Regions from separate parts of the Mus musculus genome. Here region 2 is linked to region 1. Evidence: chromatin loops called from intact Hi-C (ENCODE). Cell type or tissue: heart. All regions are shown on one strand. Links, peaks and the distances in the headings refer to the core of each region. The heading gives the core; the rest is flanking DNA.

Evidence for each region. A loop is a pair of places that touch in the nucleus more often than their neighbours do. Peaks named below come from ENCODE experiments on the same cell type or tissue, not always from the same donor. Only the 100,000 strongest peaks of a DNase experiment are listed, where the experiment ranks them.
Region 2: a loop joins it to region 1, with 2.2 times the contacts of the local background. A loop is called at or near these places in 1 of 42 quality-filtered maps.

What each region holds. Positions count from the first base shown.
Region 1 is chr17:51,653,109-51,657,506 of GRCm38, forward strand. No RefSeq gene overlaps it. Among named protein-coding and RNA genes, the nearest start is that of Gm31143, 120 kb to the left of the region's middle. In heart, for the core only: no CTCF peak of the experiment used is centred there; no DNase peak of the experiment used is centred there.
Region 2 is chr17:51,545,360-51,549,757 of GRCm38, forward strand. No RefSeq gene overlaps it. Among named protein-coding and RNA genes, the nearest start is that of Gm31143, 13 kb to the left of the region's middle. In heart, for the core only: no CTCF peak of the experiment used is centred there; a DNase peak (open chromatin) is centred at 1,902.

The DNA of each region.
Region 1 (4,398 bases), core at 309-4,308:
AGAAATAATTCATCTTGGGGAGTTTTTTTGTTTTTCTAGACTAGGACTAGAGCTACAACCCAGTGGCAAAGCACTTGCCTAGCATGTTCGAGGTCCTGGGCTCTTTCTTTCCCTAAATCTGAGGGTAAAAAAAGACCTAGTCTTGATTCCAATGTAAGATTAAATGTGAAGGAGAACTTTATTTTTTTGGTTTTAATCCTGTGTTGGGGGAGAGTGGTGCAGGTGCCTGCATAGGCTCTGGACATTGCATTACAGCCAGGAAGTTGTGAGACAGCCAGTGTGCGTGCTAGGAACCAATCTCATATCTTCTGGGAGAGCAGTATGCTTTTTTTGACCACTGAGTCATCTCCCAAGCCTCTGAATTAGGACGTTAGACCCAGAAGCCCTGAAGTCAATCAGAGCTTATCAGAAACAGACTCAGGAGCCACCCATCCACCCCCAACCTGCTGAATCAGGTCCGATTATTAACAAGAACCCTCTGGAAATTCCTATGTACATGAAAGTCTGAGAGGTGCTAACTCCGAGCACAGAACACGTAAGTCAGACAAATAAATCCAGTATACTCATAAAACCTTCACTGAGAGATTCCTGAGTACAAAGCAATTCATCTTCCTAACATGATAGATAGCATGATGCCACGCCTATTTAGAGATGGAAGGGAAGGCATACATGCAATTTTAAATTATACAAAGGTTCCTTGTAGTTGCATGTTCTCATGTTTAGGGAGAAACATTATGGTTCCTTCATTTCCTTCTTTATAATCCTTGAACTAAAGTGGCCAAAGTCAAAATCAAACCCAGAGATCAAGAGGCACAGCTATATTGGGGGGGGGGGCGGGATTCCTTTTAACCCCAGGGCAGGTTTGAGTCTGCTTTACTTATTACCTCTCCTATGTACCTGATAACCACTACAAGTATTTCCTTTCAGATTTGGTGCAAGCTTCTACTTGTGGAGTTCTAACCTGCAGGGTTGCAGCTTCTCCCAAGAATCTCACATGTCACGTGCAGCTAGGTAGGCCTGTTCTCCAGCTTTATATTAAAACAACAAATTGGCACTCACCTGTGCCAAACCCACAAGTATTTGTACAATTAAGCAGAAGGCTTTGTAGTTAGAAAGGGATGTGGGTTCCTTCAAAGTCTGGCGCCAAGTAGATTCTTTTTTTCTCTTTTTGGTTTAACTAGATTAAATCAGATTAACAATATCAGATAAATAGGACAATTGGCAAGGTGTTCATCCGTAAGCTGAAGTGGTCTGTTTAATGGTGTCTAATTCAACAGCTCTTATACTTGGACAGTCTCACACAAGTAGCCTGTAGGGAAAAAAATGTATTGGGAAGTCCTTAGAATGAGAGATGTTTACTGGATTTTGAGAAAGTCAGCAATCCAGGAATATGTGAGAGGTGAAGCCTAGAGTCCTAGGAGGTCACCATGATGAAGACTTCTGACTCCAAGCTTTCTCAAACCCTTGGGGTGGTACCAGGTGCTAATCTTCCATGAATGGTCTGTGTGATGCAGTTTGACCAGAATGTAACCCTTGGTTTCTGGTTTCCTTGGCTAGTTACAATGCCAAATCAAGTCAGGATTCAATGGCAGCCAAATTCTATGCCTGGAGCAGATGCCCTATACGCCACCAGCTTCCTGTCCATGTCAGGCAGAAGCTAATCCTTGGCTTCCCTTCCAAAGGCTTAATTGCTCTAAGAAAAAAAAAACTCGAAATGTGAGGCAGTTGTGAACTGACCTTCCCACTTTTAAAGGAAAAAAAAAAAAAGAGGGGAAGGTGTAGATAAATTAGAATCTGGGTAGAGGGGACAAAGAAAATATTTTTGTTATCCTGGAAGGACAGTGCAGTGTGTCCTAAGGACTCTGACATACCATCCTTTGCTTAGACCAGATATAAAGGTGTTTGCATGAAAGGGGGGAAAAATCAATATAAAACTCCTATCATAGATCAGAAGTTTGATTGAATATAGGCCGACTGGCAAGTCCTTCTGAAAGCCCAGTCTGTGAGCTCTGCAAGAGAGACATGCTCACGTGACCCTGAACACAACATGAGCAGACTCGGCTGCATTTCCTATCATCTTCTCCACCACCGTGCATCCTCTGCATTATTGGACATTTTAAATCAGCAAGAAGCACACAGACTGCCCCATAAGGTTGAACACGAAGCCCACTCCTCTACTTAGCAAACTTGACCCTGATCCATCAGTTCCCTCCATTGCTTCACGGAAGAGGAAGTCTTTGTGAGAAGCCCCTGTAAGTGTGTAGCAGAGGTTTTCAGAAAAATAATGTGTTCGGTTTTTCTCATGCTATGTAGGGCTCAGCACCAAGGGGATTCAAAGAGAGCTGCCTTGGCCACAGTTAATCAAGAATTCTGTATCCGAAGGCACCTTCCCTATGAGCCTTTGCCTCATGCTACCTCACAAATCTGCAGAAACACACAGGTCCTGGCAGCCCATGATTAAATGTCCAGCCTTAACCTCCCTAGCCAGGCTCTAGTTTGGATTCCTTAGTGTGTATGTATCCATAGCAGAGGCCGCATGTATTACCCTCAGTTACCTACAGCCCCCAAAGGCCTGCATCAGGCATTCTCTGAGAAGAGCAGGCACAGCCTGAGCAAAACAACCGTGGGATGGCTTTATATCTCATGCTACAGTGATGACAGGCACATTGTAATTACCAGTTATTAATTATAGTTGCACCATGTAGCCAGTCCTTACAGAAAATAGATGTTTATTCAACTAACATTAATTAAGTTTAAAGCTTTTGATAGTCGAAGGAAAAGCAAACTTATTTCTGACTTCAGCCCATCATGCCTAAGAGCAGAATTGCCCCTGTTTTCTTCCTCTAGGAGGTCAAAGTCTTATCAGTGTTGGACAGTGTTGAGCACTGTTGTGCAGTCACCACAGTAGAAATGCATGACAGAAGTCAGGAATTTCATGGTGCAGAAGTCACATACCTGAGGGGAGAGGTTCTCCCTTCTTAAGTGTCCCCTGACTTTATGAAATTCATCCTGATGACATTAGGTGTGGCTATCCCTATACTCTTTACATCACCAGGAAGGCAAACTTTGGTGTGAAGTAAAGGTGTCCACATTTTCTGCATCTTGCTATTTCTTACAACTTGTGATGGTGTTCTACAGTCACTGTGCAAACACCCCAAAGGCCCACATCCCTCATACAAAATAGTTCAATAAAAGAATGACAATGTTTGATAGAACTGGTAGACTTGAGTACCAACAGGTGTCCTAGACCATTGACTTTGGCTTAAATCAATTGACAACACTGATAAGAAATCTAATGTTGGACAATTTTCTATTCTTCAAAGGTCCTCTTCTCAGCCTTTGCTTCTACATAGGAGTGTTCATACCTTGAGAGGACACCCAGGTTCTCAGACTGAACATGAGTTATTCAGAAGTGCATGTGACAAGCTGGTCCTTTTTCCTATAATACTAGAGACATTTTGTCTACTCTTTCCCTCAGTCAGTCCTCACAATCATTGGATAAACCAGCTGTTGTTACCATATTCATGTAATAGTTAAAATACTGAAATATGAACAAGTTCAACAATTTGCCTAAATTCAAAGGTGGGTGCCCTGGACTGGAACTCTCAGCTCCCAATAGAACACACAATACCTCCATTGCCAGAGCTTCTCTCCATCACCTCATCCAAGAGCATCCTGAAGTGCTATAAACTGCAGCTTAGAGGGTTAGAGTCTATGATTGCAGAGCGAAGGTATAATGGCAGGGGCAGTTAAGAGCTCACGTCTGGATCCACAAGCAGGAGGCAAAGAAGGAACACAGAGGATGGCATAAGTCCATTGAAACCTCAAACCCTACCCCAATGACATACCTTGTCTAACAAGACCACACCCCTAATCCTTCTTACTTCTACTAACTGGGGGCCAAATATTCAAACATATGAGCCGATGGGGGCCATTTTCACCATCACACCAGTTGGGTGGAAGACAGACTATCCCTTGAGGAAAGAGAAATGAAAACAAAGAAGCCCAGAATCCCTGGCAGATGTTTTAAGGTGGGCATTGCCCCTCATTATAGCTGAAAGAGAATCAAAGCTTAGATACCAATGTGTAACAATGGCAATAGCAATGAGAAGAGGAGCTCACTCTATGGATCCGCCATTGGTACCTGGGCTACTAACCCCAAAGTCAGGCTGTCTAAGTATTATCCAAGTCTTTGTTATGGCACAAAGCTATAACAGGGCCAGTGGTCCATGGCAGCAGACAGTCTACCTCTGTGAGGAGGAAACACTCCAGACCCAGCTGCCTGAGTAACCATTCCACCATGGCTTCGGAGTGTGCACTAATGCCTGCTGGGGCCTGGATCCTAGATGAAAGGGTGGCAGAAAATCTGGAGACACGCTTTTCACTGGAGAAGATGGG
Region 2 (4,398 bases), core at 214-4,213, 110 kb before region 1:
ATGATCATAGATCCTTTCTCCAAGAGAGTCTTGGAAGATTGGCTAAAATTCATATTAAGCATAATTCACTAATATGTATTTTATTAGGACTATAGTGGAGTTTTAGGAGAGGGTTGGGGAATTGAGGATCTGCTGAGTGATGGCCTTGGGCTGTTAACTGTGTCATTCTCTTGGAGGGCCAGCTGCTTTCATCTGCCCTGTTCTTTGGGTGTTCTGTAAGTTCGAGCCTAGAGCCCGAAATAGGAAATGGCCCACTGAGTCTTTTCAAGTAATTGGCTAGCAGCGCCAGGAAGAGGATTCATTGTAAATGCCAACAGTGATCTGCTGGGTTTAAAAGACGGGGGAGGCAGAGGAGACTTATTGACCAGAGGGAAAAAAAAAGCCTTGGCTAATTTGTGTAATCAGCTTTATCAATTTGCATAAATTGTGCATCAGGCTATATTCCTCTTGGGCATAATAAGTCCAAATTTAGTTTTTCTAATTTTAAAGTCATCAGTCTTTCTCTCCTTTTTCCTCCTTCTTCTATTTCTTTCTGGGACTTTATGGGTCACACCTCCACGCATCTGTCAGGTGGTCAAGTGTGCCCTTAGTTCACAAGGACCCAGCCAGAGCCTTGCTGTGGTGGCTAATCCTGCTATTAAAATTTGTCTAGCCTTGACCCTTGGTACTCCACAGGGCTCTATGTCTTTCTGATCCTTTTGCTATGCTGCTGCTCAGAACCTCCCACCATTTTTAACCTTTCCCGTTTTTCCAGCCTTCTACCTCATTCTTTTCAGACCTTGCCACATTCTAGATTTCTATCTTCTGAGCAGGCTTTCTGTCTCTGATTCCAACTGCTTCTCCCTCTCATTGTTCTCCTCTCAATGCCATAGCTGCCAAGGACTTCTCAAGAAAAGGTCTCAGAAGTCATTGTTTTTCCTTTGAGGCTGGGCAGTGCCTTTTTGTGATTGTAGGGGTATAATTGAATGCCCACCTATCCGCTTTTCTCCAATCCTCATTCCTCTCCCTGGGCCACTTCTGGGGTTCCTCACCGGCTTCCACTTTCAGTCTTGCCACGTGCCAGCTCATCCTCCACATTGCCAGCCTCGGAGCTTGAGCTTGGATCTGATTAAAGTCTAATCAGAAGAGGTGATCACAGGACTTGTTCCCCAACTTCAGCAATTACGTAACTGATGAATCTCCTTCAAACCAGCAAGCGTTCAGGAATAAACATGAGAAAACACTATTTTATACAGCATATAGATTACATAAGCAAGTTGAAAACATCAGCAACTCTGAGGGAGGTTTAAACCTATCTGCACTTCAGACACATAGCTCTGAGCTTTGGAAGACGAGGCCGCACTATGGCCTGGGCTAGACGGTATCATTAAAGGCAAAAGCACTGGGTTTGTGGACTGCTGCGATGACCCAGGCGGCGTCTCATCGGGTTTTATGCTGTCCAGAGGGCTGAACTTCTGACATAAAATCTTATCTCAAAGTTGCAAATGTGACCCTAATGTCCCTTTTAAAGCAGTGGCTGTTTGTGGTGCGGAGATGTTTAAGCTCCAGGCTTTACAAACAGTTCTATAATAGCATTAGCCTGAAGATTGCCCCTGCCTCTACTTCAGAACACCAGCATTTGCAAATCTGGGCATTTGCAGTTCTTTCTGATACACTCAGTGTCACTGGAACTGAAGCATCTGCTTCCAGAGGATAAACTTCGAGTTCTGCCCCAACCAGGGAGGGATAACACAGGAGCAAGAGGCTGAAGTCCTGTTATGTCCCCAGCCTCGGTCACTGCCAACCGGCTCATATTTCCTTTGGGCTCTAGCTATTTGGGCCAATCATTTTCATGGCTGGTTTAAAGAGCATGTGCCTAATTTAGAGCTGCTGACACCAGGCAGGGAACAGGCCACCTGGCAAATGCCTTGGGCTTTGAATGCTTCCACTGACTTGAAGCCCAGGCCAAGTTCCCCTCAAGTTGTACTGAGGTTTGTAAGCTTTTTTGGCAAATGCTGGGCTCAGACTGGACCAGGTAATCAGGGTTTCATGGTCCTCAGCTAGGTGTGAAATTTTAATCAAAGGGATTTTATTTTTGCAAAAATATAGCACACCACCAGAAATGTCACATAGAATTAAGCTTTGGCTTCACTGAGTTTTGAGATGGTACATCACAAAATAGCCAGCTTTGTTCTCTTTGGTAGGAAGGCAATAGTGTTAAAAATAAATGGGACTGGGGTAGTTCTACCCCCCCCCCTTAGTCTTATGGAAAAATACAACAATTTTAGTTCATCTACAATTTGGAAAAATACTTTCCACTTTAATTGTAAAATGGTCCAGGCAGTACTTAAGGTTCATTCTTTAAACACACTGTCCAGATCCAGGGGTTCTTGTGGGTTGGTATGGATACTGCTATTAGATCCAATATGTTTTCCAGGCTTGCTCCAGGCATCCAGAATTCATCTAGCAAGGCTTCCACAGCCTGATTGAACAACATACCTTAGCAACAACATATGAGGGCATCAGACCAAAATGAAAAGAATTTCTTACCCAACAAAACAAAGCCAGAACCATTTCCATTACAAAGAGAACTCAGGGCTCTGGTGAGGAAACAGGGACAGCTGCTAAGGTGGAGATGGACAGACACCTCTGTGGCTTGGTACATTGAATCCATCTGGGCCCACCCTAAGAGATGCTGGAGCATTCAAACACTCTGCCCTTGCTGCTGCTGCTGCTGCTGCTGCTGCTGCTGCTGCTGCTGCTGCTGTTGCTGCTGCTGCTGCTGCTGCTGTTAGTTCAAAAAGTCAGTTATAAAATGTTCCCTATTGCCAGTGTAATTCACATGAACACCATGTGAGTTAGTAGTTCAACTTCTCTCCTTGAACTTGGGCAAGTCAATAAGTCCTCGTGAGCTTTATGGAAGCATTGTCCTCTGGTTGAGATGTAAAATAGATGACTCGGTTTGAACACTGTAGCTCTGTACATATTTACCTGTGTGTTGATGGGAAAAGTATTCATTCTTTAGATACCATTTCAGCTGTGTTATGTTGGGAAAAGTACCCCCTGGTATGTGTGAGCATTGTGGTCATCAGAGAGACCCACACTACAGTCCCGCAGACATGGGCGAACCTTGCGGTGGAGCACCAAGGAAGCTGGCCTCAACATTCCAAGTTGGCCAAGCAAGTTCTGCTGTCTATTTCTTCTCAAGGGCCAGGCTTTCATAACAGGGGCTGGCCACTAAACAGGTCACTGCTTTCTCATTGAGGCCACTTTTGTAGATACCACGCTTCTTTGTCTAAGTTTGTTCTGTGCCTTTGTCTCAGATACCTCCACTTCTTTTTATAAAACAAATTATATTTGTTTGTTTGTTTATTGTGTGTGTGTGTGTGTGTGTGTGTGTGTGTGTGTGTGTGTGTGTGTGTGTGTGTATTTATACAGGCACACTAATGCCATGGCGTGTTGTGGAGGTCAGGAGACAGCTTTATAGCAGTCTATTTCTTCTATTTATCATGTGGATTCTTGGGGATTAGCAGCCAGCACTTGCCTCCTTGTTACCCTCTGGTTGCCTCTCTTTTCCATTGTCACAAATAACTTGACTCCCATCATTGTTTATCACAGTTCTAATGCTTTGAAATATATTTAAACAGATATGGCATTTCTCTAAGGGCTAAGGAACAGTAACCATTAAATTTTAATGTTTATTTTTCTACACATATGAATTAAAAATATACTGTGGATACTATTGGTAGCAAAGTGAGACAGAGCTAAACATGACAGCTTTTACTGGGAGTGGGCCAGCCTTTTCCTGGGAGCGAGCCTGGATTGGCCCAAGCTATTGAGTGTGACCCAAGTGCCCTACAAAAACACCTAGACAATGTAGAGAGCGCTTTGCAAGAGTCAGTTCTCCTACTGTGTAGATCCTCCTGGGGGTCAAACCTAGGTGATCAGGACTATGAGCAAGTTACTTAATCCATTGAGTCATCTCACTGGCCCTAAATAATTGATTTTTAATACATTTAATTGTCTACACATATGCATATACTTATACATATACTATATGTATATATATACTTTTACATGTACATATATATGTGTATGTATATCCATACACACATATACACACATACACACACATACATACACACAGTGCTAGGGGGGGGAACCCAGGGATCCATGCATGATAGGTAAGCAGTCTCAGCATGATAATTGTCCTTAATGCTCATAAACTTTCTCCTCATTCAGACCATCGCTCTTTGGTCACAAATGTACTACCCAGAACTGTTACAGCCCTGGAGGTAGGAAATGCAACCCACATCTCCCCTTGAGAACCTTATACACATTCTGAGACCGTGAAAACACTCGAAATGACTCAAGCATGATGATCCTGGCAATGTGTGCAGCAGAGCTTGTAAGAAGAGA